Linked DNA regions of Homo sapiens: region 1 is linked to region 2. A link is a loop called in an ENCODE intact Hi-C map of the cell type or tissue named here. Cell type or tissue: GM12878. All regions are shown on one strand. Each heading gives the region's core, and the rest is flanking DNA. Links, peaks and the distances in the headings are about the cores only.

Evidence for each region. A loop is a pair of places that touch in the nucleus more often than their neighbours do. Peaks named below come from ENCODE experiments on the same cell type or tissue, not always from the same donor. Only the 100,000 strongest peaks of a DNase experiment are listed, where the experiment ranks them.
Region 1: it touches region 2 in a loop (8-fold over the local background); 4 of 110 quality-filtered maps call a loop at or near these places.

Annotation. Positions count from the first base shown.
Region 1 is chr2:218,295,380-218,311,357 of GRCh38, reverse strand. The region is part of intron 2 of PNKD (PNKD metallo-beta-lactamase domain containing); the gene reads right to left. LOC105373881 (a long non-coding RNA gene) reads left to right here. Exons shown (of 3, transcript XR_923914.3): 2 at 1,197-1,381; 3 at 4,810-4,988. Among named protein-coding and RNA genes, the nearest start is that of TMBIM1, 11 kb to the right of the region's middle. In GM12878, for the core only: a CTCF peak has its summit at 9,906 (motif pointing left); a DNase peak (open chromatin) is centred at 9,897.
Region 2 is chr2:218,840,562-218,856,539 of GRCh38, reverse strand. It overlaps the pseudogene RPL23AP31. Among named protein-coding and RNA genes, the nearest start is that of WNT6, 11 kb to the left of the region's middle. In GM12878, for the core only: a CTCF peak has its summit at 8,680 (motif pointing right); a DNase peak (open chromatin) is centred at 8,699.

The sequences.
Region 1 (15,978 bases), core at 4,910-12,909, 550 kb after region 2:
ACCCACAGTTCTTTCTCTATACTTTGTCTCTGTGTCTTATTTCTTTCTCAGTCTCTCGTCCCACCTGATGAGAAATATCCACAGGTGCGTAGGGGCTGGCCCCCTTCAATTACACAGATAGGAACCCTGAGGTACTGAGATCAGATCAATGGCTCCAGGTCACACAGCTGATTAGATGGGGAGGCAAATAGGCTGAAGGCCTTCTAGGAAGGTTCTGCTTGTTCTTAAAAAGGGATGTACAATCATGTGTTACTTAAGGACAGGAATACATTCTGAGAGATGTGTCAGGTGATTTTGTAGTTGTGCAAACATCATAGTGTGTACTTACACAAACCTAGGTTGATTGGTATAGCCTATTTCTCCTAGGCCACAAACCTGCACGGCATGTTACTGTACTGAATGCTGTAGGCAATTACAACACAATAGCAAATATTGTGTATCTAAACCTAGAAAAGGTGCTGTAACATGGGGCGCATGGTAGCTCACGCCTGTAATCCCAGCACTTTTGGAAGCCGAGGCGGGCAGATCACCTGAGGTCAGGAATTGGAGACCAGCCTGACCAACATGGTGAAACCCCATCTCTACTAAAAATATAAAAATTAGGCAGGTGTGGTGGCACGCACCTGTAACCCCAGGTACTTAGGAGGCTGAGGCAGGAGAATCGCTTGAACCTGGGAGGCGGAGGTTGCAGTGAGCCGAGATGGCGCCACTGTACTCCAGCCCGGGTGACAGGGGGAGACTCCACCTCAAAAAAAAAAAAAAAAAGCAATAAAGCAATAATCTCATGGGACCATTGTTATACATGTGGTCCTTCGCTATTAAAACATTGTTATGTAGGCCGGGCGCAGTGGCTCACGCCTATAATCCCAGCACTTTGAGAGGTCGAGGTGGGGGGATAACAAGGTCAGGAGTTCGAGACCAGCCTGGCCAATATGGTGAAACCCCATCTCTACTAAAAATAAAAAAAATTAGCCAGGCATGGTGGCGGGTGCCTGTAATCCCAGCTACTTGGGAGGCTGAGGCAGGAGAATTGCTTGAATCCGGGAGGCGGAGGTTGCAGTGAGCCATGATTGCACCACTGCACTCCAGCTTGGGTGACAGAGTGAGATTCCGTCTCAAAAAAACAAAACAAAACAAAAACAAAAAACATTGTCATGTGGCACTTGACTGTAACAGGGCTATTTTCTTGCTTCAAGATGCCATCACCTGCCTGGGATGCTGGAACCACAGACGCCATCTTGGACTGTTGGGGAGCAGTTTGTTTAGGAGGAAATGCCAGCACCCGAGGATGGCAGAGCAGAAGTGATGGAGACCTCACCGACTGCCTGAATTAACCAATCCTGGAATTACACGCTGCTCTGGGCTTCTTGTTGCTTATAATGTAAGCCACTTTCAGTTGGGTTTTCTTTTCTTTTTTTTTTTTTTAGACGTAATCTCGCTCTGTCGCCAGGCTGGAGTGCAATGTCGCGATCTCGGCTCACCGCAGCCTCCGCCTCCCAGGTTCAAGCGATTCTCCTCCCCCAGCCTCCTGAGTAGCTGGGATTACAGGTGTGCACCACCACGCTCGGCTAATTTTTTTTGTATTTTTAGTAGAGATGGGGTCTCACCATGTTGGCCAGGCTGATCTCAAACTCCTGACGTCAAATGATCCTCCCACCTCGGCCTCCCAAAGTGCTGGGATTAGAGGCTGAGCCACTGTGCCTGGCCTCAGTTGGGTTTTCTGACACCTGCAGCCAAGAGCATCCAAACTAGTACTTTGGGTAAATTTTATATTTTCCCATAAACTGGAGGCTGGGTGTGGTGGCCATGCCTGTAACTCTGGGAGGCCAAGGGGGCAGATCACTTGAGGTCAGGAGTTCCAGACCAACCTGGCCAACATAGCAAAACCCCATTTCTTTTTTCTTTCTCCTTTTCTTTCCTTTTTTTTTTTTTTTTTTTTTTGAGGCGGAGTCTCTCTGTTGCCCAGGCTGGAGTGCAGTGACACAATCTTGGCTCACTGCAACCTCTGGCTCCTGGGTTCAAGCAATTCTCCTGCCTCAGCCTCTCTAGTAGCTGGGACTACAGGCATGCACCACCACGCCCGGCTAATTTTTTTGTATTTTTAATAAAAACAGGTTTCATCATGTTGGCCAGGCTGGTCTTGGCCACCACACCCGGCTGTGAAACCCCATTTCTACGAAAAATATGACAATTAGCTGAACGTGGTAGTGGGTGCCTGTAGTCCCAGCTACTTGGGAGGCCGTGGTGGGAGGATCTCTTATTTTATTTTATTTTTATTTAAATAGAGACAGGGTCTCACTATGTTGCCCAGGCTGATCTTGAATGATCTCTTGATCCTGGAGGTCAAGATTGCAGTGAGACATGACTGCGCCACTGTACTCTGTCTCAGAAAGAGGAAGGAAGGAAGGAAGGAGAAAGAGAGAAAGAGAGAGAGAAAGAGAGAAAAAGAGAAAGGAAGGAAAGAAGTGGAGGAGGCTGGGCACGGTGGCTCACTCCTGTAATCCCAGCACTTTGGGAGGTTGAGGCAGGCAGATCCCCTCAGGTCAGGAGTTTGAGACCAGCCTGGCCAACATGGTGAAACCCTGTCTACTAAAAATACAAAAATTAGCTGAGGGGTGGTGGCAGCTCCTGTAATCCCAGCTACTCAGGTGGCTGAGGCAGGAGAATCGCTTGAACCCGGGAGGTGGAGGTTGCGGTGAGCCGAGATTATGCTATTGCACTCCAGCCTGGGTGATAGAGCAATACTCGTCTAAAAAAAAAAAAGAAAGAAAGAAAGTAGTGGAGAAAAAAATAGGACACAAAACTGGGTAAATTTTGAATAACTGATACGATTGTACCTCTGTAAACAAAAATGGATTAAAAAAAATCTAAGGCTGGGCACGGTGGCTCGTGCCTGTAATCCCAGCACTTTGGGAGGCTGAGGCGGGCAGATCACAAGCTTAGGAGTTTGAGAACAGCCTGGCCAATATGGTGAAACCCCGTCTCTACTAAAAATACAAAAATTAGTTGGGTGTAGTGGCGGGTGCCTGAATCATCCCAGCTACTCAGGAGGCTGAGGCAGGAAAACCACTTGAATCTGAGAGGCAGAGGTTACAGTGAGCCGAGATGGCACCACTGCACATCTGAGTGATGTGCAGTGAGACTCTGTCTCAAAAAAAAAAAAAAAAAATCTAAAATGCTTCCAGTCATAATCTTTGGTTGATTGACTCATGGGGTACCATTTGTTTATTATTTTTTTGTGCTTTTAAAATATTTTCTGATCTTCTATAATGAAAACATATTAGTATTTTAATTTTTAAAATTATTATTTTATTAAAACAAAGAAAGTAGTCCTCTCTGCTGTCTCTACCTTTCACTTCACGTCCATTCTCAGGCCACTCAACTGGGCCCCTGCCTGTACTGCTCCATCCTAATTTGGCGCTGTCCCCTTGAAGGTCAAACCCATTTGTCATTGTTCAGCCCTTATCACTGAACCTCTGGGTGGCAGCTATGACAATGGAGCATGCCTTTTTCCTCTGCCTTCCCTGCCACAGTCTCTCTGGCTCTCCTCTCCCCTCTCTGACAAGCTCCCCTTCTGCTAGCTCTAAATTCACCACTTACAGGCTACCACCTGTATACTCATTACTTCAAAGGAGAAATGTCCACAAGAGCCTCCCTTGGATGCCCCACGGTAGGGGTCCCCAACCGCTTCCCTCCAACCCTATACTGGTCCTTGGTCTGTTAGGAGCCAGGCCACACAGCAGGACAGGCAAAGCTTTACCTGTATTTACAGCTGCTCCACATTGCTTGCATTACCCTCTGAGCTCCACCTCCTGTCAGATCAGCAGCAGCATTAGATTCTCATAGGAGCTCGCACCCTATTGTGAACTGCGCATGTGAGGGATGTAGGTTACATGCTCCTTATGAGAATCTAATGCCTGATGATCTGTCACTGTCTCCCATCAATCCCAGATGGGACCATCCAGCTGCTGGAAAACAAGCTCAGGGTTCCCATTGATTGTACCTTATGGTGAGTTGTATGATTATTTTATTATATATTACAATGTAATAATAATAGAAATCTAGTGCACAATAAATGTAATGCGCTTGAATCATCCCGAACCCCCCTAACCCCATTGCCTCCCCCAGTCCCTGGAAAAACTGCCTTCCATGAAACTGGTCCCTGGTGCCAAAAATGCTGGGGACTGCTGCCACACGGGATCTTTAACTTGATTTGTCCAAAGCTACCTCCTCATCCTCATGTGACCCCAACCCTCTCCTTCAGGTCTGCCAACTTGGCCAACGGCATCATCTGTGTTTCCAGATGATTTTGCCCAACTGTAAACGAATGTCATTGTTTTGTGCATGTTTAAGGCAGGCTAGGCTAGGCTATGATGTTTGGTAGGTTTAGGTGTATTTAATGCATTTTCCACTTAGGATATTTTCAATTTAGGATGAGTTTATTGGGATGTAACCACTCTATAAGTTAGGAAGCATCTGTGTTTGTCAGATGACCAAACAAACCAATCCCGACACCTAGCTCCTGGGTGAGGGCATCTCTTAGGCCTAGGTAATGACTTGCACACTTCATTGCACACATGTCTCTGTGATGGTCCTTAGGCTGTGCAGTAATTCCTGGCGCTGCCCCATAACACTTCAAGTGCCTTGTGGGTAAGGAGGGTGAACTGTCGGGGAGGGAGTGGAATCGGGTTTGGGGGTTGTGTGCTAGACTTGGAATGACCAGCTTAGAACCCTGGCTCCACTAGGAACTCTGCACCTTGGGGCAATGTTCTTAATCTACTCAAACCTCATTCTCTTTCTCTCCACGAGGGACTGGTAATTTGCATGGAGCTACTCGGAGGATTAACCGTGATTACCCAGAGAAAGGACACCTTGCCTGGGCCGTTTCAAGTACTCCACACATGTTCCTTGATATTATTGATCTCATTCTTGCAACATCAGCATCTGTCCTGGTGGGTGCTCAAGTAAATATTTTATGACTGAAATGATAAGAGGGTGTGACCTTTGCCTCCATTTCCCATTGCATCATCCCAAATCAGGCCCTTGGGTCCTCATGCCTGGCCCATTGCAGGCACCTGCAGCCCCTAGCCATCAGTTTCAAGCAGGGGCTCCCCCTGCTCAAAGCCAGTGTCTACACAATCAAATTTGCATCCCTTGTTTTAGCGACATGGTCTCAGCCCAGTTCTCTAGTGTGTGGCGTTCCTGCTGCTCCCCTCCACATGTGTCCCGTCTGCCAGCCTGCCCTGATCACTATCCTAGATTTCTGCCCCATGCCACCTGGAGAAATCCTTTTAGGCAGCTTCCTCAAGATACCAGGTACCTTCCAGCCCTACCATGCCCCCGGGGATGTGATACCCTTCCAGGAGTAACCATAACTAATGAAGGTCCAATTCTCAATCTAGGGAGTCTGGCAGCTCTCAACAGAGGAGGGAGGAGAATGAGTTCAGTTCTCAAGGAGGCTGATAATGCCTTTCCTTTTAGTCCAGTTTCTTTAAGGCTAAAAATAAATTCAACCTCCTCTTCGAAGGCTTTTCTGATTACCACAATTATTTGCACTGCCTGGTCACTACTCTAACTCCAGACCCTGGAAAAAATGTCATCTCACAGCCAAACAGAAACGAATGGTTTGGCTATGGTGGGGGCGGAAGGGGGCACACCCAGAGGAGCCATAGCCTTTTCTTTACAAGACTCTGACCTCTGGGCTGGGGGTGGTGGCTCATGCATGTAATCCCAGCACTTTGGAAGGCCAAGGCGGGATGATGGATCGGAAAATTGTCTAGAAATTCAAGACCAGCCTGGGCAACACAGTGAGACCCCACCTCTACAAAAAATTAAAAAAAAAAATAGCCAGACATGGCATGCACCTGTGGTCCCAGTTACTTGAGTGGCTGAGGCAAGACGATTGCTTGAGGTCAGAGGTTGATGCTGCAGTGAACTATGATTTTGCCACTGCACTCCAGCCTGAGTGACAGAGTAAGACCCTGTCTCAGAAACAAACAAACATACAAACTAACAGGCAAAAACAAGACTGAGCTCTCCCTGTAGGCAAAAAATGGCGGCCTCCACTTGTTTGTCTCTCCCTCATCCCCAGCACCTTGCACTGGGCTTGATGCATGCAGTGTGATAAATGTTTGTTCTGTTGTGTGGGAAGGAAGAACAGAACAACCGAGTGTAGACTGTCTACTGAGCACAAGGCCTGCGCACAGCCCTTGCACGTGGGATTTCATTGTCACGACTCTATAAGGAAGGTGATGGTCGCCCCACTTTATTTATTTATTTATTTTTGAGATGGAGTCTTGCTCTGTCACCCAGGCTGGAGTGCAGTGGCGCGATCTCAGCTCACTGCAACCTCTACCTCCCAGGTTCAAGTGATTCTCCTGCCTTAGCCTCCCGAGTAGCTGGGACTACAGGTGCCCGCCACCACGCCTGGCTAATTTTTGTGTTTCACCAAGATGGGGTTTCACCATGTTGGCCAGGCTGGTCTCGAACTCCTGACCTCAAGTGATCCACCCACCTCAGCCTCCCAAAGTGCTGGGATTACAGGCATGAGCCACTGTGCCCGGCCAGTCGCCCCACTTTAGAGATGAACAAACGAAGGCTTGGAGAGAATAATGACTCATACCATCACAGGCGACAAAACCCAAATTCAATTATGGTTTTATTTGACCCCCAATTCCATGCTCTTTCCACTGATCCTCTGTAACCAGCCTGGGTAGAAAACATGTGTCAGTGTCTGCTGGGAAACAGATGACACAGGCAAACTGGGAAAGCTGAGGAGAGCTTGAGAGAAGTTAAGTTTTAGTGCTCTGCAAGGCTACCGGCAGGTGCTGGAAACAGTTCTCCAGGCTAGTGACACTGTCGCCACCCCTGGGCCTGAAGGGTCAGGAAGGGAGCTGTTATAAAACATAAAGACAGGTTGGGTGCGGTGGCTCATGCCTGTAATCCCAGCACTTTGGGAGGCCGAGGCGGGTGGATGACCTGAGGTTAGGAGTTCCAGACCAGCCTGGTCAACATGGTGAAACCCTGTCTCTACTAAAAATACAAAAAATCAGGCATGGTGGCAGGCATCTGTAATCCCAGCTACTTGGGAGGCTGAGGCAGGAGAATCGCTTGAACTGGGAGGTTGCAGTGAGCTGAGACCACGCCACTGCACTCCAGCCTGGGCAACAAGAGCGAAACTCTGTCTCAAAAACAAAAAACAAAGACAGAGCTGTGTGGACAGGCCCAACTGATAGGGGCTGTGACCACTGGTTGAGGGATAAGCCAGTCTGGGGTGAGCCTTGAGGGAGGGAGAAGGAGACAAACCCTCCACCTCTGCTGCCATCTCCTCCTGGAGAGCTCCACTGCCAAACTCAGCTGCAGCTGGAGGACCAAGAGCCCACTGAGGTGTCCATAGGACCAGCTCCAAGCAGGGTGGAGAAGACGGAGGGGGATGTGGAGAGCAAACGGAAACCAGCCAAATGAAACCAAAGAAGTGCGGGTCTGGCCGGGCGTGGTGGCTCACACCTGTAATCCCAGCACTTTGGGAGGCTGAGGCAGGTGGATCATGAGGTCAGGAGTTCAAGACTAGCCTGGCCAAGATGGTGAAACCCCATCTCTACTAAAAATACAAAAATTAGCTGGGCATGGTGGTGGGCACCTGTAATCCCAGCTACTCAGGAGGCTGAGGCAGAGAATCGCTTGAACCCAGGAGGCAGAGGTTGCAGTGAGCCGAGATCATGCCACTGCATTCCAGCCTGGGCAACAGAGCAAGACTCTGCTCAAAAAAAAAAAAAAAAAAAAAGAAGTGCAGGTCTGGGATGGGGGTCGTGGGGTATTGACACCTCAGGGTGGGGGCTGGTGCCACCACCTTTCATCTTGTAGCCAAGGTGGCTCCTCAAGGCCTTCCTGCTCTCGGGCTCCATTCCCTCAACCCATTCACCGCTCAGAGCCAGGGTGATTCTCCTAAAATACCACCCAGATCATGTCCCATGTCCCAGCCCTGCTCAAAATCACTCAATGGCTTCCTTTGTAAACCAAAAATAAAATTCAATGCCCCCTCACCTCAGCCATCTGAATGGACTCCCTCCTCTGCCAGGGCATTCCAAAGTTAACCTGAAAGACTGGTTCAGGGCTGGGCTGGTGGCTCACACCTGTAATCCCAAGGATTACACTTTTGGGAGGCCAAGGTGGGCAGATCACTGAGGCCAGGAGTTCAAGACCATCCTGGCCAACATGGTGAAAACCTGTCTCTACTAAAAATACAAACAAATTAGCTGGGCATGGTGGTGGGCACCTGTAATCCCAGCTACTTGGGAGGCTGAGGCAGAAGAATCACTTGAACCTGGCAGGCAGAAGTTGCAGTGAGCTAAGATGGCACAACTGCACTCCAGCCTGGGGAACAGAGTGAGACTCCATAAAACAAACAAACAAACAAACGAACAAACAGAAAAAAAACCTCCAGGCCTTTAGGTAACTCTTTTAATCAATTGCCAATCAGAAAATTTTTAAATCTACCTATAACCTGGAAGCTCCCTTCAACACACACATACATTCTGCGCCCCTGTCCCCCCGCCCTGACTACCTTGGGCCACGTGTTCTCAGGGTCTCCTGAGGGCTGTGTCAAGGGCCATAGTCGCTCATATTTGGTTCAGAATAAATTTCTTCAAATATTTTACAGAGTTTGAATGTTTTCATTGATATCTTTAGGCTGAAATTTGAAGTCCTTAAAGAGGCCCTGAGACTCTGTAGACCTGGCCCCTGCCACCTCCCCAGTCTCCTCTTGGGCCATGCCCCAGTGCCCACCACTCTCCAGCCACACCACTCTCCTGGAAGTTTCTGGAACATGCCAAGCTCTTTCAGCTTCAGGGGTGTCTCCACACCTTCACATAGCTTGATCCTTCTGCTTAGAAGGGTCACAGCACCATTGTCCACCACCCCCCACGGCCCATCCCCTCTGTAGCTACTCTTTCATGCCACCTTCTGCCAACATAAGAGGTGCCTGGGTGCCACTCTTTTGTTTTTGTTTTTTGAGATGCAGTCTCACTCTGTTGCTCAGGCTGGAGTGCAGTGGCGCTATCTCAGCTCACTGCAACCTCTGCCTCCTGGGTTCAAGTGATTCTCCTGCCTCAGCCTCCCGAGTAGCTGGGACTACATGTGCGCACCACCATGCCTGGCTAATTTTTTGTATTTTTAGTAGAGACAGGTTTCACCGTGTTAGCCAGGATGGTCTCGATCTCCTGACCTGGTGATCTGCCTGCCTCGGCCTCCCAAAGTGCTGGGATTACAGGCGTGAGCCACAGCTCCCTGCCTTGGGTGCCACTCTTTTAGGGCACTGAGTCAGCTTTCCTTAAGTGCATGTATTACAGTTTGTAAAGATACCTTTGCTTATGAGATGAGTTGCTAATATCTGTCCTGCCTTCCCTACTGGACTGTAAACTCCAAGAAAGCGGGGGCTGTATTTTATTTACTTCTGTATCCCCACAGGTCTGGCACACAGTTGGCCCCTCATAAATGCTTGTTAAATAAATCTTAATGGTATTGGGGTTGAGTCCTGGCCCCTTTCTTTTCTCCCGTTTTTGTTTGTTTGTTTGAGACAGATGGTAGCTCAGGCTGTTGCCCAGGCTGGAGTGGCATAATCACAGCTCACTGCAGCCCTGACCCTCCTGGGGTCAAGCCAACCTCCCACCTCATCCTTCCAAGTAGCTGGGACTACAGGCACGCACAACCATGCCCAGCTAATGTTTTAATTTTTTTAAAGAGATGGGTCTCACTATGTTGCACAGGCTGGTTTCGAACTCCTGGGCTCAAGCCATGCTTCTGCCTGGGCCTGGCTAAAATGCAGAATTACAGGTGTGAGCCATTGCGTCGGCCAAGGCTCCCTTTTTCTAGCCAAACAGTGCTAGTCAGACTCTGCCCCCTAGTGGTCATGTCTGGGAACTGATTGTGGCTTGTTCCAACCGCTTCCTAGATGTCAGTTTTTGACTTGTTAAAAGTAAATGGAACGCAGCAGAAAGTACTGAGTGCAGGCCCTGGGCTAGGCATCTGGCCAAGATGAATTACGATCTAGACCCTGACCCCCAGAATTCCCCCTTAAGTCAATGACCAGCGCTATAGATCTGTGCTGTTTCATATGGTAGCCACTAGCCACTTGCCACTGAGCACATAAAATGTGGTTAGTGCAACTATAAAACTGAATTTTTAATTTTATGTAATTTTAATTCATTTAAACTTAAATCTAAACATTGGCTGCTCTGTCTATGGAGTAGCCATTCTTTATTCCTCTACTTTCTTAATAAACTTGCTTTCATTTTACTCTAAAAATAAAACAATAATAAAATAAACCTTGATGCTTATTTCAGTTATTGGAAAACACTCAAGTATGTACATTTTACAAACACTTTTCAGATTTGATCTAAATACAGATCCTATATTTCTGATGAAAAAGTAACATCCTAATTGAGATATGCTGTGTCAAATACATACCAGATTTTGAAGACTTAGTATTTAAAAATCCCATTAAAAATTCACCTATGGCCAGGCGTGGTGGTGCATGCCTGTAATCCCAGCACTTTGGGAGGCAGAGGTGGGTGGATCACTTGAGGTCAGGAGTTCGAGACCAGCCTGACCAACATGGTGAAAACACATCTCTACTAAAAATACAAAATTGGCTGGGCGTGGTGGGGCATGCCTGTAATCCCAGCTACCTGGGAGGCTGAGGCAGGAGAATCTCTTGAACCCAGGAGACGGAGGTTGCAGTGAGCTGAGATCGCACCACTGCACTCCAGCCTGGGCAACAGAGCGAGACTCCATCTCAAAAAAAAAAAAGAAAAGAAAAGAAAAGAAAAAAATGTAGACTCTCAACCTACTGAAGCAGAATCTGCATTTTAACATGAACCCCAAGCGATCTATTTGCACATTAAAGTTTGAGAAGCAGTCACCTATTAGACATCCAAGTGGTGATATAGGCAGCAATTCTCTGATTGCTTGCTCAGAGACATAGGAAGCAAAGTCGAGGCTGAGAGTGAGGCTGCAGAGGAGGTGTGGGAGTTCAGAAGGGACTGTAGAAAGTGTGGAGTAATTGCCTAGGATGGGTGTGTTAGTATGAATGGACAAGTTAGTGTGCATGAACTTAAAGCGAGATCAGTCAGGACCGTTGCATGTTTTTACCCTCACTTTTGGCTATGTGGGTGCAGAGTTGAGATTTTGCTGCTGAGAACCATAAGGTAGAGTTGAGGCTGCATGCAAAGGAGTAATTATAATATTGGAATCCAAGCTGGTCAAGGAGGAAAGTGAGGATGTGAGAGATAAGAAAGAGGTGGTGGTCAGGCGCGGTGGCTCACTCCAGTAATCCCAGCACATTGGGAGGCTGAGGCAGGTGGATCACTTGAGCCCAGGAGTTTGAGACCAGCCTAGGCAACATATGGAGACCCCATCTTTACAAAAAATTACAAAAATTAGCCGGGCGCGGTGGCTCACGCCTGTAATCCCAGCACTTTGGGAGGCTGAGGCGGGCGGATCACCTGAGGTCAGGAGTTCGAGACCAGCCTGACCAACATGGAGAAACCCCATCTCTACTAAAAATACAAAATTAGCCTGGCGTGGTGGTACGTGCCTGTAATCCCAGCTACTTGGGAGGCTGAGGCAGGAGAATCACTTGAAACTGGGAGGTGGAGGTTGTAGTGAGCTGAGATCATGGCACCATTGCACTCCAGACTGGGCAACAAGAGCAAAACTCTGTCTCAAAAAAAAAAAAAAATTACAAAAATTAGCCAGGTGCAGTGGTGTGTGCCTGTGGTCCCAGCTACTTGGGAGGCTGAGGTGGGAGGATGGCTTGAGCCCAGGGGGCTGAGGCTGCAGAGAGCCATGACTGCTTCGCTGCACTCCAGCCTGGGTGAGAGCGAAACCCTGTCTCAAAAATAAATGAATAAACAAATAGGTCGGGTGCGGTGGCTCACGCCTGTAATCCCAGCACTCTGGGAGGCTGAGGCAGGTGGATCACCTGAGGTCAGGAGTTCGAGACCAGCCTGGCCAACGTGGTGAAACCTCATCTCTACTAAAAATACAAAAATTAGCTGGGCCTGGTGGCGGGTGCCTGTAATCCTAGCTACTCAGGAGACTGAGGCAGGAGAATCGTTTAAACCTCGGACGCGGAGGTTGCAGTGAGCCAAGATCGCGCCATTGCACTGCCATTGCACTCTAGGCTGGGTGACAAAAGCGAAACTCAGTCTCAAAATAAATAAATAAAATAAAATAAAATAAATAAATAAAATAAAGGAACAGGTGGTAAGATGAATAGATTGTTGATCCTGATATGGTCACAGAATTGTCAAATCACGGTCACAGAGCTGGAAAAATAGATGGTGGTCAGAGTGTGGGGTGCCTGAAATTGAGATTATGGAGGGGGTGCAGTTATTGGTAAGGAGAGGTTCTCAGGCAGCTAATATCGTGGGTTGGGAATAAGAGGAAATCGCTGTTGGCTTTTCTTGGGGAGTAGAGTTGTTTAGACAAAAGCAAGTATCTATGAGGAGGAGCTTCCTAGGTGGGGGGCAAGAGAGTGGGAGAATGAAGCCCAAGATGGACGAGGAGAGGGGCTTGAAAGCTGAGAATCCCCCGGTATTCTGGCTGGCAGAGGTGGCAGAGGTCCATGGCGAGAGGGCAGGGTGTAAGGGCACAGCTGGAGCCTGGCCCTGCTGAGCTCCCAGCTCGGGCAAGTTCATCCCTCCAGGCCCTGCTTAGTGTGAAAGGAGGTTGTGTTCATCACTGGGAGAATCACTGGGCTTCTATCTCACAAACAACAATAACAATGAACATTTTAACTCTGCCCCAAGCATTTGACAACTGCTATTTTTCATTCTTACAACTACCCTATATTATTACCACCCTTTTTATAGATAAGGTGCCAAGGCTCACAGCAGTTAAGTAATATGCCTAAGGTCACAAAGCCACCAAAGACATTTGAACTTGGATTCAAACCCAGGACTGTCTATCACCAAAGCTTGCTGGTGTGGCTGGCGATTCACCTGGGGAGCGTTTGTTTATGCTTCCACTGAAGATTCTGATTCACAGGTCTGGAAAGAAGTATCCCCAAGGGAACGTGCATGTTTTCACAAGCAGCTCAGGTGACTCTGAGGGTCAGGGAAGAATGGAAAGCATTTCGCTGGCCCTGCCTGCAGCATGGTGGATGCCAGGCTGGTTCCGTGGCCTGGCTTCCTCATGGTGCCACCCACTTCCAGTTACAGCAGTTTCAGTCACCATCAACATCCGCCATGTGCCTTTCTCACTGCCTTTCACCTAGATGACCTCAACTGAGGAAGGCGCCAGAAGTCACAGGAGGTAGAGAAATGCAGTATGATTTCTCTCTCTCTTTTTTTTTTTTTTTGAGATGGAGTCTCCCTCTGTTGCCCAGGCTGGAGTGCAGTGGCGTGATCTCGGCTCACTGCAAGCTCCGCCTCCCGGGTTCATGCCATTCTCCTGCCTCAGCCTCCTGAGTAGCTGGGACCACAGGCGCCTGCCATCACGTCCAGCTAATTTTTCTATTTTTAGTAGAGACGGGGTTTCACTATGTTAGCCAGGATGGTCTCGATCTCCTGACCTTGTGATCTGCCCGCCTCGGCCTCTCAAAGTGCTGGGATTACAAGCGTGAGCCACTGTGATTTCTTTTCTTCTCTCTTTTTTTTTTTTTTTTTTTTTTTGAGACGGAGTCTTTTTCTGTTGCCCAGGCTGGAGAGCAGTGGCATGATCTCGGCTCACTGCAACCTCTGTCTCCCAGGTTCAAGCGATTCTCCTGCCTCAGCCTCCGGTGTAGCTGGGACTACAGGCATGCGCCACCACACTTGGCTAATTGTTTGTATTTTTAGTAGAGATGGGGTTTCACTATATGTTAGCCAGGCCGGTCTCTAACTCCTGACCTCAGGTGATCCACCCCCTGACCTCCCACAGTGCTGGGATTACAGGCATGAACCACTGTGACCAGCCACAGTGTGATTTCTAAGTAGAGAGATGGGCCCCCGGCCTCACAGTCCTTTAGTGCCAAAGCTGGAACAAAACTTCACTTCTGAGACATCCAAATCCACCATTCTTTCCACTCTCTATTTCCTTAGGAAAGTGTTAAATAATGTTTATGAATAATAAGGCCAATTTTAAGGGGGAGGAGCCCCCATACCCCACCCCTACCTTATCTATCCCCCACACATCTATCATTCAAGCCTGAGAGGCTCCCTCCATCCCACTTTGGAACATTGGCATTCAATTCAACAGATGCTGGGTCAGGGCCGTGCCCAGGCCTAGGGGTGAATGAGACATTGTCTCTGCCCTCCAGTGGGGAGAAACAGGCACTTTCACCTCAGGCTGGGTTCAATGCCTCAATTCAGTAAATACGTCCTCTGAAAACAAGCAACTTCGGGCGGCGCGGTAGCTCTTGCCTGTAATCCCAGCACTTTGGGAGGCCAAGGCAGGTGGATGACCTGAGGCCAGGAGTTCAAGACCAGCCTGGCCAACGTGGCAAAACCCTGTTTCTACTAAAAATACAAAAATTAGCTGGGCATTGTGGTGGGCGCCTGTAATCTCAGCTACTCAGGAGGCCAAGCAGGAGAATCGCTTGAACCCAGGAGGCGGAGGTTGCAGGGAGCCGAGATCATGCTACTGCACCCCAGCCGTGGTGACAGAGTGAGACTCCATCTCAAAAAGAAAGAAAGAAAGAAAGAAAAAGAAAAACAGAAAAAAGGCAACTTCTTTCAGAAAGTTAGTGATCAATGCATGGGTAGAGTAACACATTAAATGCTAGGTAACCAGGCAGCTATGAGAAGGGTTTGGAGGACCAATTAGTGGAGTCCTGGGGCTGGGCTGGAGGGTGGCAACAGAGAAAGTTCTCTGGATCCACCGCTCCAATTAAGTTTTTCCTGCCCATGTCCTTCAGGTTCCACCTGGGCCCACCCCTTCCAGGCTGCCACCACCCCCTCCCACCAATCACTAAGCTTTAGCTAGTCCTAAAATACCTAAAATAACATCCAGTCCTAAAATAAACATCAGTCTAATCCCTTTCACTCCTCCACCCCTCTTCCTGCAGCCATGGACTTGACTCCACTTTCCTCCTAGGTAGTGTTGCTGGAAAAATACAACCAACCAGTTAAATGTGAATTTCAGATAAGCAATGAGTACTTTTTTTTAGTACAAGTATTTCCAAATATTATATGGGGCAGTGGGATATGCTTATATGAAAAAATATTGTTTGGCCGGGCGCAGCGGCTCATGCCTGTAGTCCCAGCACTTTGGGAGGGTGAGGCGGATGGATTGCTTGAGCTCATGAGTTCAAGACCAGCCTGGGCAACATGGCAAAACCCTGTCTCCACAGAAAATACAAAAATTAGCCGGGCGTGGTGGTGCTCATGTCTGTAGTCCCAGCTACTTGAGAGGCTGAGGTGGGAGGATGGCTTGAGCCTGGGAGGTGGAGGTTGCCGCGAGCCAAGATCGCACTACTGTACTCCAGCCTGGGAGTGCAGAGCCAGACCTTGTCTTGAAAAAAAAAAAAAAAAAGGTTTGTTGTTTATCTGAAGCTCAAACTGGTTGCCTTGCATCTTTATTTGCTAAAGCTGGAACCCTACCCCAGGGGCACCACCAGAGCCTCCCCAACCCTCCCAAACTCCCTCTAGGTGGTTATTTTCTGGCTCCCCATTGCTTTCAGGGTAAAATCTCAATTTCTGGCCCCCTGCCTCCTTGGCCAGCCCTATTTCCTACCCCTTCTACCCCACTGCACCCTCCACCCCCCATCCTAGCTTGCTGGGGCAACTGGCCCTAAGTCCCTTGCCCTCTGCCTGGAGAACCTTCTCCCCTCCTCCGAATAGGCTGGTTCCTAACACCTCCTAACACTCTACTCAGGTGTCACCTCCTCTGAACTCCTTTCCCGAACCCCCACCCCATTCCCCACACTGGGTTAGGAGCTTTCTCTGGGATCTGGAGGAACCAAGTGAATATTTCTTTATCTGCCAGCACTTGTCAAAC
Region 2 (15,978 bases), core at 4,133-12,132:
GGGCAGAGTGGGGGCAGTGGAGTGGTGGGGGAGAGGCAGCTGGAAATAGATAACATCAGAATCGCTGCGGGCGAAAGCAAAGCCCTCTGTCTCTGGCGGATTCTCTCTCACTGTCTTTCTGTGCCTTTTTACATCTCTCCCATGTTCATAATTCGGTCTCTATTTGTGTCTGTCTCTAAATCACTTTCTCTGTCGTTTCTCGGAATGGCTAAGGCTGCAGGAGCCTAGGAATTTGGGCCTGTGACCCTTCCCCTCCCAAGAACCTCCCTCTTTCCCTCCCTACTTCCCTCCTTCTGTCCCCAGAACTCCTATCTGTCCTTCCCTCTCTCTGTCCCCAGGAACTCCTATTCCTTCAGGGAGGTGACATGCCTTGAGAATTCCTAAGAACCCTGGGTTTCTGGGTCCCTGGAGAACAGAGAGAGGAAAGGCCAGCCCCTTAGAGAGATGGAGAAAGATAGAAAAAGAAAAGAGAGCGAGGAGAGAGGCTCATTTTCCTCTTCCTTCTGCATCACAGACAGCTCTACTCCCACGCCCGCAGCCCACCTGAAGTCAGGAAAGTGTGCTTTTCCAGAGCAAGTTCCCAGCTTTAGTCAAGGCAGGGATAAGAGAATCCCCTACACCAGGCCCCAGCTTCCTGCAGAGCCCACCTGCCTCCCATCTTCCACCTCTTTCAAGCCTATCCATGCCCCCACCAGTCCGGGGAGCAAGAACCCAGGGGGAGCTTGAATGGGGCAGGAGAGCACGGGCTAGGGAAGGAGGGGCTGCTGCTCGCCCACCACAACTGGGCTGGGGGAAAGCCAGGGAACATTTGTTTCCACTTAGCTTAGCCCCATGGGCCCAAGTGGGAGTGGTTGGCCCCAGGAGCCTCTCCAGCCATCCTGGCCCAGGCTGGCTCCTGTGGTACTGACGTGGGATGGGCAAAGGGTCCTGGCCTGGTCTCAAGCGTTCTAGGGAAGAGCCTCTGCCCTCCTCTCGTCTCACTGCTCCATTCTGCTCCTGGGACACCACCTGTCCCTGCTGCTTCAGCTCTCACTTCTGCGGGAAACGGGGCTCCTAAATCCAGGTCTCTGGAGCCAGCCTCCCTATTGATGTCTTGTCTGCTGTCTCTCTCCCTGGGCAGCAGTCAGCAAATTTGTAATCGGACACTGATGTGCCAGGCTCCCAGCTGGGTAGCGGGGGAGGGGGGAAATGGTGAGCAAAAGCGGACATAACTCCTACCCACATGGAGCTGACAGTCTTTAATCACATCATCTCTCAAGCAAAAGGAAAGCCAACAACCTTGACCGTGCTGGGGAAAAGAAGGGAGGGGCCTGTAAGAGGCTGTGGGATGAGGATTGACCAGGTCATGGGGGCGGGGAGGGCTTCTCTAAGGAGGGAACACTCTAGCTGAAATGTAAAATAAATAAGTTGGCGTTAACTGGGAGACACAGGGAGGGAAGAGCATTTCAGGCAGAAGGAGCAGCCTTTCCAAAAGTCCTGCAGGGAGGAGGAGGCGGGTGCGGTGGAGAGTGGAGGGGAGTGATGGAGGGAGAGTGGGGGAGTGGGCAAAAAGAGGTTGGAATGAGAGTGAACAGCAGAGCCTGGTGGCAGATTAGGCTGGAGGGATTTGGGGGAAATCAGACCAAGAAAGGCCTTACAGGAATGGAAAAGATTTTTTTTTCTTATTTTAAAAGCAATGGAAACATTACAGGACAAATTCATTGCAAGAGGGGAGGTAAAAGAGATGGAGGAGGATCTCTAGATTAATGAAGACCTAACAGATAGATAACTTTTTTAAAAAGCAGGCAAAGCTGAACTATAGTATTTAGGGGATGTATGTTGGAGTGACCAAAAAAAAAAAAAAAAAGATACTTACCATAAAAATCAGGAGAGTTGGCCTGGAGGTTGGGGAAGGAGGCAGTTCTATTTTGAGGGACACATGGAGAGGGATGGCTGTCAAGGTTGTCTCTTTTCATGGCAGTTTGTTTCAAGGGTCCTCAATTGTACATTTGTTTTATGCTTTTTTCTGTATTTATTACTTCAACAATATGGGGTTTAAAAAAAAAAAAAAGCAATGGGAAGCCAGTGTAGAGATTTCACTAAGGTAGTTGGCAACATGGTCAATATTATACTTTGAAAAGATGGCTCTGGCCAGTGTGAAGAGGGGATTGGAGAGGAGCCACACAGAAGGGCAGTTAGGAGGCTCTGTAGCGGTCCTAGTGAAAAATGGTGTGGCTTTGACCTAGGTGAATGGCAGAGGAGTATGGGAAGAGCAGACAGTTCTGACCTATGTCAAGGAAATCGGGTCCAGTGGATTTGGGGATGGGTTGGGAAAGGGGGTGAGAAAGGTGGAGGTGTGGAGGATGCCTCAGAAAGTTTTAACCTGATTAACTGGATGGATGCTGGTGTTGGTTGTCCCCACAGCAAGGAACACCGGAAGACGACCAGCATTAGGCAAGGTTGGGTGGGGGAGTCTGGGACTTGAGTTAAAGATGCTTCCGAAACAGTCAAGAGGAACTGCCAAGTTGGCAGTTGGATAAATGGGTCTGGAGCTCAGAGGGAGGCCTGGGCTGAGTCATCTTGGTGTAGGGTGTAATTAACCTGAGATGGCCCAGGGGAGAGTACAGGCTGAGCGGAGCCTTGCTGAGGTGCAGTCTAATGGCTGGATGAAGGGAAGAGGCTGCAAAGGAGATAGAGGAGGGGCTTCATAGAAGCCAAAGAAAGAGAGGGCTTCAGGAAGAGGAAAGTGGGCGGCCCTACCAGCCACACTCCTGAGAGGTCAGTCAGATGAAGACAATGCATCTGTAGAACACAGAAGGAAAAGCACTGAATTAGCTAAACCTCAGGCTCATTGTGCCGAAGCAGAGACACGATCCTACCATTTTCTTGCTGTAAAACTTCCACAGGCACACTGGTGTTTGTAAAACAAAGTTTATACTTCTCGGCTTGGCATCATGGTTCCGTCATAGTATGTCTTTTGCTTGTTTTCCCAGTCTCAACTTCCATTTTGTCTCCGGGAAGGATCCAGGCTCATAGCGGCTCTTGGTCAGACCCCAAACCCTGGCCTCCACTCCCTCCCCTCCACGCCCTGTTCACACTCCAACTCCCCAGCCAGCCCAGCCTAATCCCCACTCCCAGCAAGACCCCAGCGCTGTAGCTGGAGGCAACCTCTCCAATTGCCAGTAACTCATAGCACTTTGAACCTGTTTTGTAGGAAATGCAGCATTTTCACTCCACTTGCTTATGAATGAGTGTTTTGGAGGGCACGAACTATGTCTGGCCTCTTCAGTGAACACTTCATCGACTTAGGTTCTGTTGAACTTGGGTAGAGTGAAAGATTCGCCACAGGGCAGGGCAGGGAAATGAAGACTCCGCATCCCCCAAACCGGGTCTTCTGAACTCAGGTGGGAAACTGGGGCTGCAGGGAAGCCCATTGGATTTCTCGATATCCCCTCCCCTGATGCACACACACACACACACCCCACCACTAAATCCACAGCGCCTTCTGAGGGAGCCTAAGTACAGGGTCACAGCGCCATCTCCTGGCACCTCCTGGGATATCACACCTCAAGAGAAAACACTTTCTGAAAGTCTATTTCCCAAAGAAATGCAAAATTTAGAGGCCGGGCGCAGTGGCTCACACCTGTAATCCCAGCACTTTGGGAGGCCAAGGCGGGTGGATCATCTGAGGCCAGAAGTTCGAGGCCAGACTGACCAGGATGGCGAAACTCCTTCTCTACTAAAAATGCAAAAATTAGCCAGGTGTGGTGGCGCATGCCTTATAGTCCGTTGTAGTCTCAGCTACTCAGGAGGCTGAGGCACAAGAATCGCTTGAACCCGGGAGGCGGAGATCGCGCCACTGCCTTCCAGTGTGAGTGACAGAGCAAGATCTTGTCTCAAAATAAATAAATAAAATAAAATAAAAAATAAAACAAAAACTAGAATCAGGAAGAACATCAACTTGTTAAACTAAAAACCTTTTAGAAGGTGTAAAACTCTAAGCTGACAGAGATGTGGAAAAATGCACATGAAGCTATAAATTTGACCATGCTTTCTGGAGAGAAATACCGACAAAACCGATGGACTGCTTTGCAGGATCTCACTTCTGGATGGATACCAGGAAGTTATTCAAGAGAAAAACAATAACCTACTCCATACATGAAACCACAATTATAAATATATTTTCTATATTAAAGACAAACTAGAGGCCAAGGCGGGTGGAACACCTGAGGTCAGGAGTTCGACACTAGCCTGGCCAACATGGCGAAACCCCATCTCTAAAAATACAAAAATTAGCTGGGTGTTGGCCAGGCGCAGAAGCTCACACCTGTAATCCCAGCACTTTGGGAGGCCGAGGCAGGTAGATCCCAAGGTCAAGAGATCAAGACCATCCTGGCCAACATGGTGAAACCCCATCTCTACTAAAAATACAAAAATTAGCTGGGCGTGGTGGCGCAAACTTGTAGTCCAAGCTACTCGGGAGGCTGAGGCAGGAGAATCGCTTGAACCTGGGAGGCGGAGGTTGCAGTGAGCCAAGAACACGCCACTGCACTCCAGCCTGGCAACAGAGGAAGATTCTGTCTCAAAAAAAAAAAAAAAAGAAAAGAAATTAGCCGGGCATGGTGGCAGGAGTCTGTAATCCTAGCTACTTGGGTGGCTGAGGCAGGAGAATCGCTTGAACCCAGTAGGTGGAGGTTGCAGTGAGCCGAGATTGCACCACTGCACTCTAGCCTAGGCGACAGAGATAGACTTTGTCTCAAAATAAATGAATAAATAAAATTAAATTAAAAAAAAAATAATAATAATAGGGGTAGATCACAGGCTGGGTTCTCCAAAAGTAGATGCTGAGATGGAGACTGGGGTGCAAGAGGTTTATTTGGAATCAACACCTGTTGGCAGAAAGGGAGGAAGCAGGACTAGACAGACAAACCTCTGCCAACCCAGGAGCCTTGAGCTCTGGAGGGAGTTTTGCCCATTAGAGTGTCCCTTACTGGGTTGAAATGGCCAGGCCTTTGCACCTCACTTCACTCTGTCACCAGCTATGTGGGCAGCCCCTGCAGAGAAGGGGCTCTGCAGCTGAGGCCAACCTTGAAATAGCTGACAGCTGGAGACCGTCTGTTGACCACACTCCTGCAGATGGTCAGCACGTCCTTCCTTGCAAGGGAACCTGGGTGGCACTCTGTGTTTACTCTGGGATGTTTGGCAGATGAGGAAACTGAGGCCAAGATCATTATCATTGAATGGTATTATCATTCCAGCTTGTGCCTCTGCACGTAGCTCCCCCACCCCCACCTGAGCACGCCCACCTTGCCTATCCCACAGTGGTCCAGCACAACCCCCTCCCCAACCCAAGGCCCCAGACAGAGCCACCCCATCAAGAAGAGAATGTTACTAGATGGCCTATAAGGGATCAAAGGGAGCCACAGGTACCCAGCAGGGGCAATGACATCAAAGGCAGGACCCTTTAATGCTCCTTCTTCTCCACTCCTCCTACCACCCTCCACTCCCCAGCCCACTATTTCCAGAACTTATGGCCCACACATTCCTGGAACCTCCTGTATATCCAGGTCTGACACCCTGCCCATGCCTCTATCACAGCGTAGTCCACCCACTGTACTCACGTGTCTACCTCCCACCATCTCTGTCTGCCCCCACTACATAGTGAGTCCCCCTGATGGCACAGAATCTGCCCCATCATGATTTATTTTATTTTTCTTTTCTTTTCTTTCTTTCTTTCTTTTTTTTTTTTTTTTTTTTTTTTGAGACAGAGTCTCACTCTATTGCCCAGGCTGGAGTGTAGTGGCGTGATCTTGGCTCACTGCAACCTCTGTCTCCCAGGTTCAAGCGATTCTCAGGCCTCAGCTTCCCAAGTAGCTGGGATTACAGGTGCCCGCCACCATGCCCAGCTAATTTTTGTGTTTTTCCCAGAGACAGGGTTTCATCATGTTGGCCAGGCTGCTCTTGAACTCCTGACCTCAGACAATCTGCCCACCTTGGCCTCCCAAAGTGCTTGGATTACAGGCATAAGCCACCTCACCCGGCCCATGATTTCTTAACTATAGCTTTGCATCATCCTACTTTTAATTTTAGAAGGCAAGCAAGATCGTATCAGTTGGCTTTGGAAATAGAAAGTGATCGAATTCAGCTCAACCTCTTAAGAACCATGGGGCTTTGGGCAAGTAACCAGACTGTCTGTGCCTCGATTTCCCACAAGGATAAGAATGCCTTCCCCGCAGAGCTGTAATGAGGATGTAACAGTGATGTGAAGACACTGAGCCACCGAGCAAGGCCAGTGCTGAAAAATCCAGGTTCTCCTTCATGAATAATGGTGGGTTTTTTGGGTTGGGTATTTTTTTTTTTTTTTTTTTGTCAGAGTCTCACTCTGTCGCCTAGGCTGGAGTGCAGTGGTGCGATCTTGGCTCACTGCAACCTCTGCCTCTCCGGTTCAAGCAATTCTCCTGCCTCAGCCTCCTGAGTATCTGGAATTACAGGCATGCGCCACCACATCCGGCTAAATTTTCTATTTTTGGTAGAGACGGGATTTCACCATGTTGGCCAGGCTGGTCTCCAGCTTCTGGCCCCAAGTGATGTGCCCGCCTCCACCTCCCAAAGTGCTGGGATTACAGGTGTGAGTCACCGTGCCTGGCCGGTAAATAATGGTTATTTTTTTAAGTGAAGAATTCAGAGTGAGGATCAAGTCTTCTCACACTAGGTGAGGATAATCAGCACTCAAAGACAATTCTCAGGAAACCAGATGCACCTGTGCATCTTTACCCAGGGTAAGGATGACACATTTACTTGGAATTTCAGGTTTAAAATGAGACCATTTAAAGAAAAACACTAAGGAAATCATAGTCTGGCTGGGCACAGTGGCTCCCACCTGTAATCCCAGCACTTTGGGAGGCTGAGGCAGGAAAATGGCTCAAGCCCAGGAGTTTGAGACCAGCCTGGGAAACATAGCGAGACCCCATCTCTGAAAAAAATTTTAAAATTAGTCAGGCATGGTGGTGCATGCTTGTGGTCCCAGCTAAGGAGGCTGAGGTGGGAGGATCGCTTGTGCCCAGAAGATCAAGGCTGCAATGAGCTATGATCAGACCACTGCACTACAGCCTGGATGACAAAGTGAAGCACTATCTCAAAAAATAAAATAGGGCCAGGCGCAGTGGCTCACACCTGTAATCCCAGCACTTTGGGAGGCAGAGGCGGGTGGATCACCTGAGGTCAGGAGTTCAAGACTAGCCTGGCCAACATGGTGAAACCCCGTCTCTACTAAAAATACAAAAATTGGCAGGTGGATCACCTGAGGTCAGGAGTTCGAGACCAGCCTGATCAACATGGTGAGATCCTGTCTCTACTAAAAATGCAAAAATTAGCCAGGCATGGCGGCACACGCCTATAATCTCAGCTACTCAGGAAGCTGAGACAGGAGAATCGTCTGAACCTGGGAGGCAGAGGTTGCAGTGAGCCGAGATCGCGCCATTGCACTCCAGCCTGGGCAACAAAAATGAAACTCTGTCTCAGGACACACACACACACACACACACACACACACACACACTAGCTGGGTGTGGTGGTGGGCACCTGTAGTTGCAGCTACTCAGGAGGCTGAGATAGGAGAATTGCTTGAACACAGGAGGCGGAGGTTGCAGTGAACCGAGATTGTACCATTGCACTCCAGCCTGGGCGACAGAGTGAGACTCCGTCTCAGAAAAAATAAATAAAAATAAAATAAAATAATTATAGTAGTGCAGGTGGTACACAGATATGGCAAAAATACATAAAAGGGCCTATGAATAACTGCATTTGGGGACGCGCAGCCTATGCCGAGGGCTATTAAACCTATCCATGTGCAGAGGGGAGGAATGAAGCATCCCAGAGGGAGCAGCAGGACCCACTGCTTCTGAGCAGAGCAAAGGACGAGTTCAGCTGAGCATTTACTTCTCCAGTCCAGGGGTTTCCGCCTGAATAGGTAGAAAGGCATACCGCCCCAGTGGATGACATCTCTGTGCCTTCTCCATTCCTTCCAACAATGGTGTGCTGGAAGCAGTGCTGGAAGAAGGGTCAGAAGGTCCAAATCCTGATCCTAGGAGATGATTTGCTTCGAATGGTTGTTGTTGTTGCTATCATTGTCGTTGTTGTTTGAGACAGGGTCTTACTCTGTCGCTCAGGCTGGAGTGCAGTGGTGCAATCCTGGCTGACTGCAACCTCCACCTCCTGGGCTCAAGCCGTCCTCCCACCTCAGCCTTCCGAGTAGCTGGGGCTACAGGCGCGCTAACTTATTTATTTATTTTAGAAATGGGGTTTCACTATGTTGCCCAGGCTGATCACGAACTCCTGAGCTCAAGGGATCCGCCTGCTTCGGCCTCCCAAAGTGCTGGGATTACAGGCCTGAGCCATTGCGCCCAGCCAATTTTTGTATTTTTAGTAGAGACGGGGTTTCACCATATTGGCCAGGCTGGTCTTGAACTCCTGACCTCAGGTGATCCACCCGCCTCTGCCTCCCAAAGTGCTGGGATTACAGGCGTGAGCCACCGCTCCCGGCCTGCTTTGAGTTCTTGACCAAATCACTTCCCCACTTGCTGTCTCAGTTTCCCCATATGGCAGTGAAGAGCGGGAATGGTTGAGTGTAGTTCCCACCGTCTTTTAAGGATTGTCGTGAATCATCGAAGCCAGCAGAGGGCGCCAGAGCCTAAGGAGCAGATTTGAGTCACTCTTCAGCCCTTCCAGCGGAGGGCGGAAAAGAGCTGAGATGAGACAGGAAAAGTGAGCATCAGACTGAGGTCCCCCAGGGCCTGACTGCAGGGACAGCGCTGCTCAGAAGAGTTCGGCTTGGGGACAGGGCAAGGAGCCGGGTCCCAGGCCTCGTTTAGGGCAAAGCATTTTACCTCTCTGGGCTAGTAGCAATTACAGCCTAAACCCTTGGTATTTAAAAAGTAACATTCCATTCCAGCACCATCTTCCCTTGGGGACTCTAGGGTGCGGGAGAGGGGGCTTCTGGGGATAGGGGAGTGGGGGGAGAGCTTAAGATGAGACTTTGCCTTTCACTCTTTCTCTTTCTGCTTACAAAAGTGTTTTTAAATGCCTCTTGGGGAAAAGACATCTGGCATCATGCAAAACTATCCAATTTTACAGAAGACCCAAATGCATCATTTTTACTTCTAAGTTCAAAATGAATTTGTAATTTCACAATGTTTTTTTTTGTTTGTTTGTTTTTTTGCACCGCCCTTAATCCATTTAACCCTGAGTGGACACAGCACATGTTTCAGGGAGCACAGGGTTGGGGGTAAGGTCACAGATCAACAGGATCCCAAGGCAGAGGAATTTTTCTTAGTGCAGAACAAAATGAAAAGTCTCCCATGTCCACTTCCTTCTACACAGACACGGCAACCATCCGATTTCTCAATCCCTTCCCCACCTTTCCCGCCCCTCCATTCCACAAAGCCGCCATTGTCATCCTGGCCCGCTCTCAATGAGCCGTTGGGCACACCTCCCAGACGGGGTGGTGGCCGGGCAGAGGGGCTCCTCACCTCCCAGTAGGGGCGGCCGGGCAGAGGCGCCCCTCACCTCCCGGACGGGGCGGCTGGCCGGGCGGGCGGGCTGACCCCCCCCATCTCCCTCCCGGACAGGGCGGCTGGCCGGGCGGGGGGCCGACACCCCCACCTCCCTCCCGGACGGGGCGGCTGGCCGGGCGGGGGGCGACACCCCCACCTCCCTCCCGGATGGGCGGCTGGCCGGGCGGGGGGCGACCCCCCACCTCCCTCCCGGACGGGGTGGCTGCCGGGCGGAGACGCTCCTCACTTCCCAGATGGGGTGGCTGCCGGGCGGAGAGGCTCCTCACTTCTCAGACGGGGCAGCTGCCGGGCGGAGGGGCTCCTCACTTCTCAGACGGGGCGGTTGCCAGGCAGAGGGTCTCCTCACTTCTCAGACGGGGCAGCCGGGCAGAGACGCTCCTCACCTCCCAGACGGGGTCTCGGCCGGGCAGAGGCGCTCCTCACATCCCAGATGGGGTGGCGGGGCAGAGGCACTCCCCACATCTCAGACGATGGGCGGCCGGGCAGAGACGCTCCTCACTTCCTAGATGTGATGGCGGCTGGGAAGAGGCGCTCCTCACTTCCTAGATGGGATGGCGGCCGGGTGGAGACGCTCCTCACTTTCCAGACTGGGCAGCCAGGCAGAGGGGCTCCTCACATCCCAGATGATGGGCGGCCAGGCAGAGACACTCCTCACTTCCCAGACGGGGTGGCGGCCGGGCAGAGGCTGCAATCTCGGCACTTTGGGAGGCCAAGGCAGGCGGCTGGGAGGTGTAGGTTGTAGCGAGCCGAGATCACGCCACTGCACTCCAGCCTGGGCACCATTGAGCACTGAGTGAACGAGACTCCGTCTGCAATCCCGGCACCTCGGGAGGCCGAGGTTGGCGGATCACTCGCGGTTAGGGGCTGGAGACCGGCCAGGCCAACACAGCGAAACCCCGTCTCCACCAAAACCAGTCAGGCGTGGCGGCACGTGCCTGCAATCGCAGGCATTGGGCAGACTGAGGCAGGAGAATCAGGCAGAGAGGTTGCAGTGAGCCGAGATGGCAGCAGTACAGTCCAGCTTCGGCTCCGCATGAGAGGGAGACTGTGGGGAGAGGGAGAGGGAGAGGGAGAGGGAGAGGGAGAGGGAGAGGGACTTCTCTTGAATGTCTTCACAATGTTTAAACAACACTGCCTGTTAGGGCATTATTGGTACTAGCAAAACAGACAAAATTTTTTCAGAAAGCTAGAGGCAACCCGAATGCCCATCAATAGATAAATAATTACACATATCATAGCAAATACCGTAAATTGGCACATATAATGACACAGTGAAGACATGCTGTTCATGAGGAAACACGAACAGCATATCCAGGATAAATCCTATAAATGGGTACTTTTCTGGAAGAAAACATAAGAAACTGTTACAGATTACCTTGGGACTCTGAGAAAGTGGAGATTTATTCTTCAATTTTACACCTGTCTACATTGATTTGGAATTTTCTAACAATGTGCTATTACTTTTGAACGGTGAAAAAGAATTATCTGGTGGAAAGATTGTGGACCACGTTTTCCTTATGCTTAAAAAATGTTTTTAACAAGAATATTTTGTTGTTTTAAATGGGTAGTAGATTATAAAGCTCAACAAATCATGGCAATATAACCAAATATAGATGGAGGAATCTTGCTCCCACCATCATCCCCCCATGCACTCTACTCTTTCCAGCCCTCTCCCAGCGGACCTCCCATTAGATCCTGTGAGTAAGCAGTTTTATTGTTCACGTATCCTTTCAGCGTTTCTTTATGCAGAGTCAAGCAAATACAAATGTCTTTTCTGGCCCCCCCCCCCCCTTTTTCTTTCTTTCTTTTTTTTTTTTTTTTGTGAGACAGAGTCTCGCTCTGTCACACAGGCTGGAGTGCAGTGGTGCGATCTCCGCTCACTTCGATCTCGGCTCACTGCGATCTCCACCTCCCGGGCTCAAGCGATCCTCCCACCTCAGCCACCCAAGTAGCTGGGTCTACAGACGCGCACCACCATGCCTGGCTAATTTTTGTATTTTTAGTAGAGACGGGTTTTCGCCGTGTTCCCCAGGTTGGTCGTGAACTCCCGAGCTCAAACAATTCGCCCACCTCAGGCTTCCAAAGTGCTGAGATTACAGGCGTGAGGCAACGCGGCTGGCTTTTTTTTTTTTTTAACTTTTATGTTAAGTTCACAGGTAAAGTGCAGGTTTGTTACATAGGTAAACTTGTATCATGGGGGTTTATTGTATAGATTATTTCACAACCCGGATACTAAGCCTGGTACCCATTAGTTATTTTTCCTGATCCTCTCCCTCCTCCCACTCTCCTCCCTCTAATGGACCCCGGTGTGTGTTGTTCCCCTTTATGTGTCCACGTGTTCTCATATTTATTTCCCACTTGTAAGTAAGAACATGTGGTATTTGGTTTCCTGTTCCTGTGTTAATTTGCTAAAGATAATGGCCTCCACCTCCATCCATGTTGCTGAAAAGGATATGATCTCGTTCTTTTTTTATGGCTGCATAGTATTCCATGGTGTATATGTACCACATTTTCTTTATCTGATCTACCTCTGATGGGCATTTAGGTTGATTCTATGTCTTCGCTATTGTGAATAGTGCTGCAATGAACATATGCGTGCATGTGTCTTTATGATAGAACAATTTATTTTCCTTTGGTTTTATACCCAGTAATGGGATTGCTGGGTTGAATGATAGTTCTGTTTTTAGGTCTTTGAGGAATGGCCACACTGTTTTCCACAATGGTTGAACTAATTCACACACCCACCAGTAGTGTATAAGCGTTCTGCCTGCCTTTCTTTTTTTTTTATTTTTTATTTTTTTTGAGACCGAGTCTAGCTCTGCCGCCCAGGATGGAGTGCAGTGGTGCAATCTCGGCTCACTGCAACCTCCATCTCCCAGGTTCACGCGATTCTCCTGCCTCAGCCTCCTGAGTAGCTGGGATTACAGGCACACACCACCATGCCCAGCTAATTTTTGTATTTTTAGTAGAGACAGGGTTTCACCATGTTGGTCAGGCTGATCTTGAACTCCTGACCTCGTGATCCACCCTCCTTGGCCTTGCAAAGTGCTGGGATTACAAGCATGAGCCACTGCGCCCGGCCATGCCCACCCTTTCTTATACAAACGTAGCATACTCTGTTACTGCTCCACACCTTACTTTTCCCACCTAACAATATGTCCTGGATATCTTTCTACCTTACTAAAGAAATGTCTTTTCCCATCTCCCTCTTTTCTTCTTTTTCTTTTTTTCTTTTTTTTTTTTTTTTGAGACGGAGTTTCACTCTTGTTGCCCAGGCTGGAGTGCAATGGCGCGATCTCAGCTCACTGCAGCCTCTGCCTCCCGGGTTCAAGCGATTCTCCTGCCTCAGCCTCCCAAGTAGCTGGGATTACAGGTCCACCATGCCCAGCTAATTTTGTATTTTTAGTAGAGATGGGGTTTCTCCATATTGGTCAGGCAGGTCTCGAACTCCCGACCTCAGGTGATCCACCCGCCCTGGCCTCCCAAAGTTCTGGGATTACAGGCATGAGCCACTGCGCTCAGCCTCCCATCTCCCTCTTTTCTAATGTAAGTATTTCATGCTATAAATTTCCCTCCTAGTAATGCTTTAGCCATGGCCCGCAGATTTTGGTATGTTGTGTTTTCATTTAATTCAGTTCAATGTAGTTTTTATTTCCTTTGAATCTTAACCCATGGATTATTTAGAAGCATGTTGTTTAGTTATCAAGTGTTTGGGGATTTTCTTGCTAGCTTTCTGTTAGTGGTTTCCATTGCAGTCAGAGGACCTACTTGTATGATTTCAATTCTTTTAAATTTGTTAAGGTTTGTCTTATGTCCCAGGATGTGGTGTATCTGATATATATTTTGTAGGCATTTGAAAAGAATGTATGTTCGCTGTTGTTGGGTGCCGTGTTCTGTTGGTGTTGGTTAGCTCCAGTTGGTCGACGGTGCTAGAGTTTTTCTATATTCTTCTATTTCTCTCTATTTATTCTATCAATTGTTGATGAAGGGGTGTTGGAGTCTCCAGCTAGAATTGTAGATTTGTCTATTTCTCTTTCCAGTTTGATCAGTTTTTGCTTCACATGCTTTGCAGCTCTGCTGTTTTATGTAAACACATTTAGAATTGCTGTGTCTTCTTGGTAGATTGAATTGCTATGTCTTCTTTGTAGATAAGATTGGCCCTTTTATTAGTAAGTAATATCTCTCTCTGTCCCTGGAATTTTTTTTCTCAAGACTGCTTTATATGATTTTTTTTTTTTTTTGAGACTCAGTTTCGCTCTTGTTGCCCAGGCTGGAGTGCAATGGCGGGATCTTGGCTCACTGCAACCTCTACCTCCTGGGTTCAAGTGATTCTCCTGCCTCTGCCTCCCGAGTAGCTGGGATTACAGGCACCCGCCACCATGCCTAGCTAATTTTTTGTATTTTTAGTAGAGTCGGCGTTTCGCTATGTTGGCCAGGCTGGTCTCAAACTCCTGACCTCAGGTGATCCACCCGCCTTGGCCTCCCAAAGTGCTGGGATTACAGGCGTGAGCCACCGCACCTGGCCTTACTTTATATGATATTAATATAACCACTCCTCTTTTCTTTTTCCCCCATAAACTCAACCAAGTGGTACCTTCTTTCTTTTGATGAGTGTGTTTGCATGATATATTTTTTCCATTCGCTTACTTTCAATCTGCCTATATTTTTATATTTGAAATGAATTTCTTGTTGACAATATAGAATTGGTCATGTTTTTTATTCCACTCTACCAATCTCTGTCTTTTAATTGATGCATTTAAACCATTTATGTCTAATGGTTTACCTGCCATTTTATTTTCTGTTTTCTGTTTGTTTCCTCTGTTTTATCTTTCTGTTTTCTTTTCCTTGTTAGTTACTAGAACACTTTTTTATGGTGAAAAGTTAAGATATACATATATTTAGAATTAACCTGCTGGACTCAGTTTAGATGATCCCAATTTTGTTGGCAACATCCAAAGCATTGTAATCAGGAGCCAGTCAAATATATGCCTTCTTCTCTCCATCAGACCTAATCAGGGTGTTGACCTTGGGCATATCAATGTCATAGAGCTTCTTCACAGCCCGTGTGATCTGGTGCTTGTTGGCTTTAACATCCACAATGAACACAGTATGTTGTTGTTTTATATCTTCTTCATGGCAGACTCCGTGGTCAGCAGAAACTTGAGGATAGCATAGTGGGCAAGCTTGTTTCTCCTTGGGGCACTCTTCTGAGGATATTTGGGCTGCCTCCAGAGTCTCAGTGTCTTGGGCCGCCGGAAGGTGGGTGACGTGCGGATCTTTTTTTTTGTGGCTGTGGACACCTTTCAACACTGCCTTCTTGGCCTTCAAAGCCTTCACTTTGGCTTTGGTTTAGGAGGGGCAGGAGCTTTCTTCTTCACTTTTGGCACCTTCTTGTGAAAAGGGGTTACTGGAACATTTATTTGGAAATCCATTTTGGTTTATCTGTAGTGTTTTGGAGTATATCTCTTTATGCTTTTTTAGTAATTGCTTTAGGTATTACAATATATAGACTTAAATTATCACAGTCTACTGGTTGAGCATAGTACCACGACAAATGAAGTATAGAAACCTTACCTTCCTTTACATGTCTTTACCTTTCTGTTTACGGAACTTCCTCTATCTGTTCTTTTAGGGGAGATCTGCTGGTGACAAATTCTCTCAATTTTCCTTTATCTGAAAATCTTGTTTTTTCATTCATTCCTGAAAAAAAATTTTTCACTGGACGTGGAATTCTGAGTTGACAGTACTTTTCTTTCTGCACTTAAAAAATGTTGTGTCAGGCCAGGCGCGGTGGCTCATGCCTGTAATCCCAGCACTTTGGGAGGCCAAGGCGGGCAGATCACAAGGTCAGGAGTTCAAGACCAGCCTGGCCAACATGGTGAAACCCCATCTCTACTAAAAAGTACAAAAATTAGCTGGGCCTGGTGGCAGGCGCCTATAATCCCAGCTACTCAGGAGACTGAGGCAGGAAAATTGCTTGAAACCGGAAGGCGGAGGTTGCAGTGAGCCCAGATGGTGCCACTGCACTCCAGCCTGGGCAACGAGAGCCAAAATCCATCTCAAAAAAAAAAGGAAAAAAAAATGTGTTGTGCCGCTTCCTTCTGGCTTTCATGATATCTGGGGAGAAATTTGTTGTCATTCGAACTGTTTTTCTCCTATAGGCAAGGTGTCCTTTCTGTCTTATTGTTTTCAAGATTTTTTTTCTTAACAACAACAAGACAAAAAGAAATCTTAAGGTAACAGAAAGGTTGAAAAAAACAAGATTTTTTTCTGTCTTTAGATTCAGAAGTTTTACTATGATGTGCCTTGGCACAAGTTTCACTGGGTTTATTCTGTTTGGCGTTCTCTCAGTTTCTTGAATCTGTAGGTTTATGTCTTTTGCCAAATTTGGGCAACTAAAGGGAGGACTGTAGTTGTAATTGTGTCT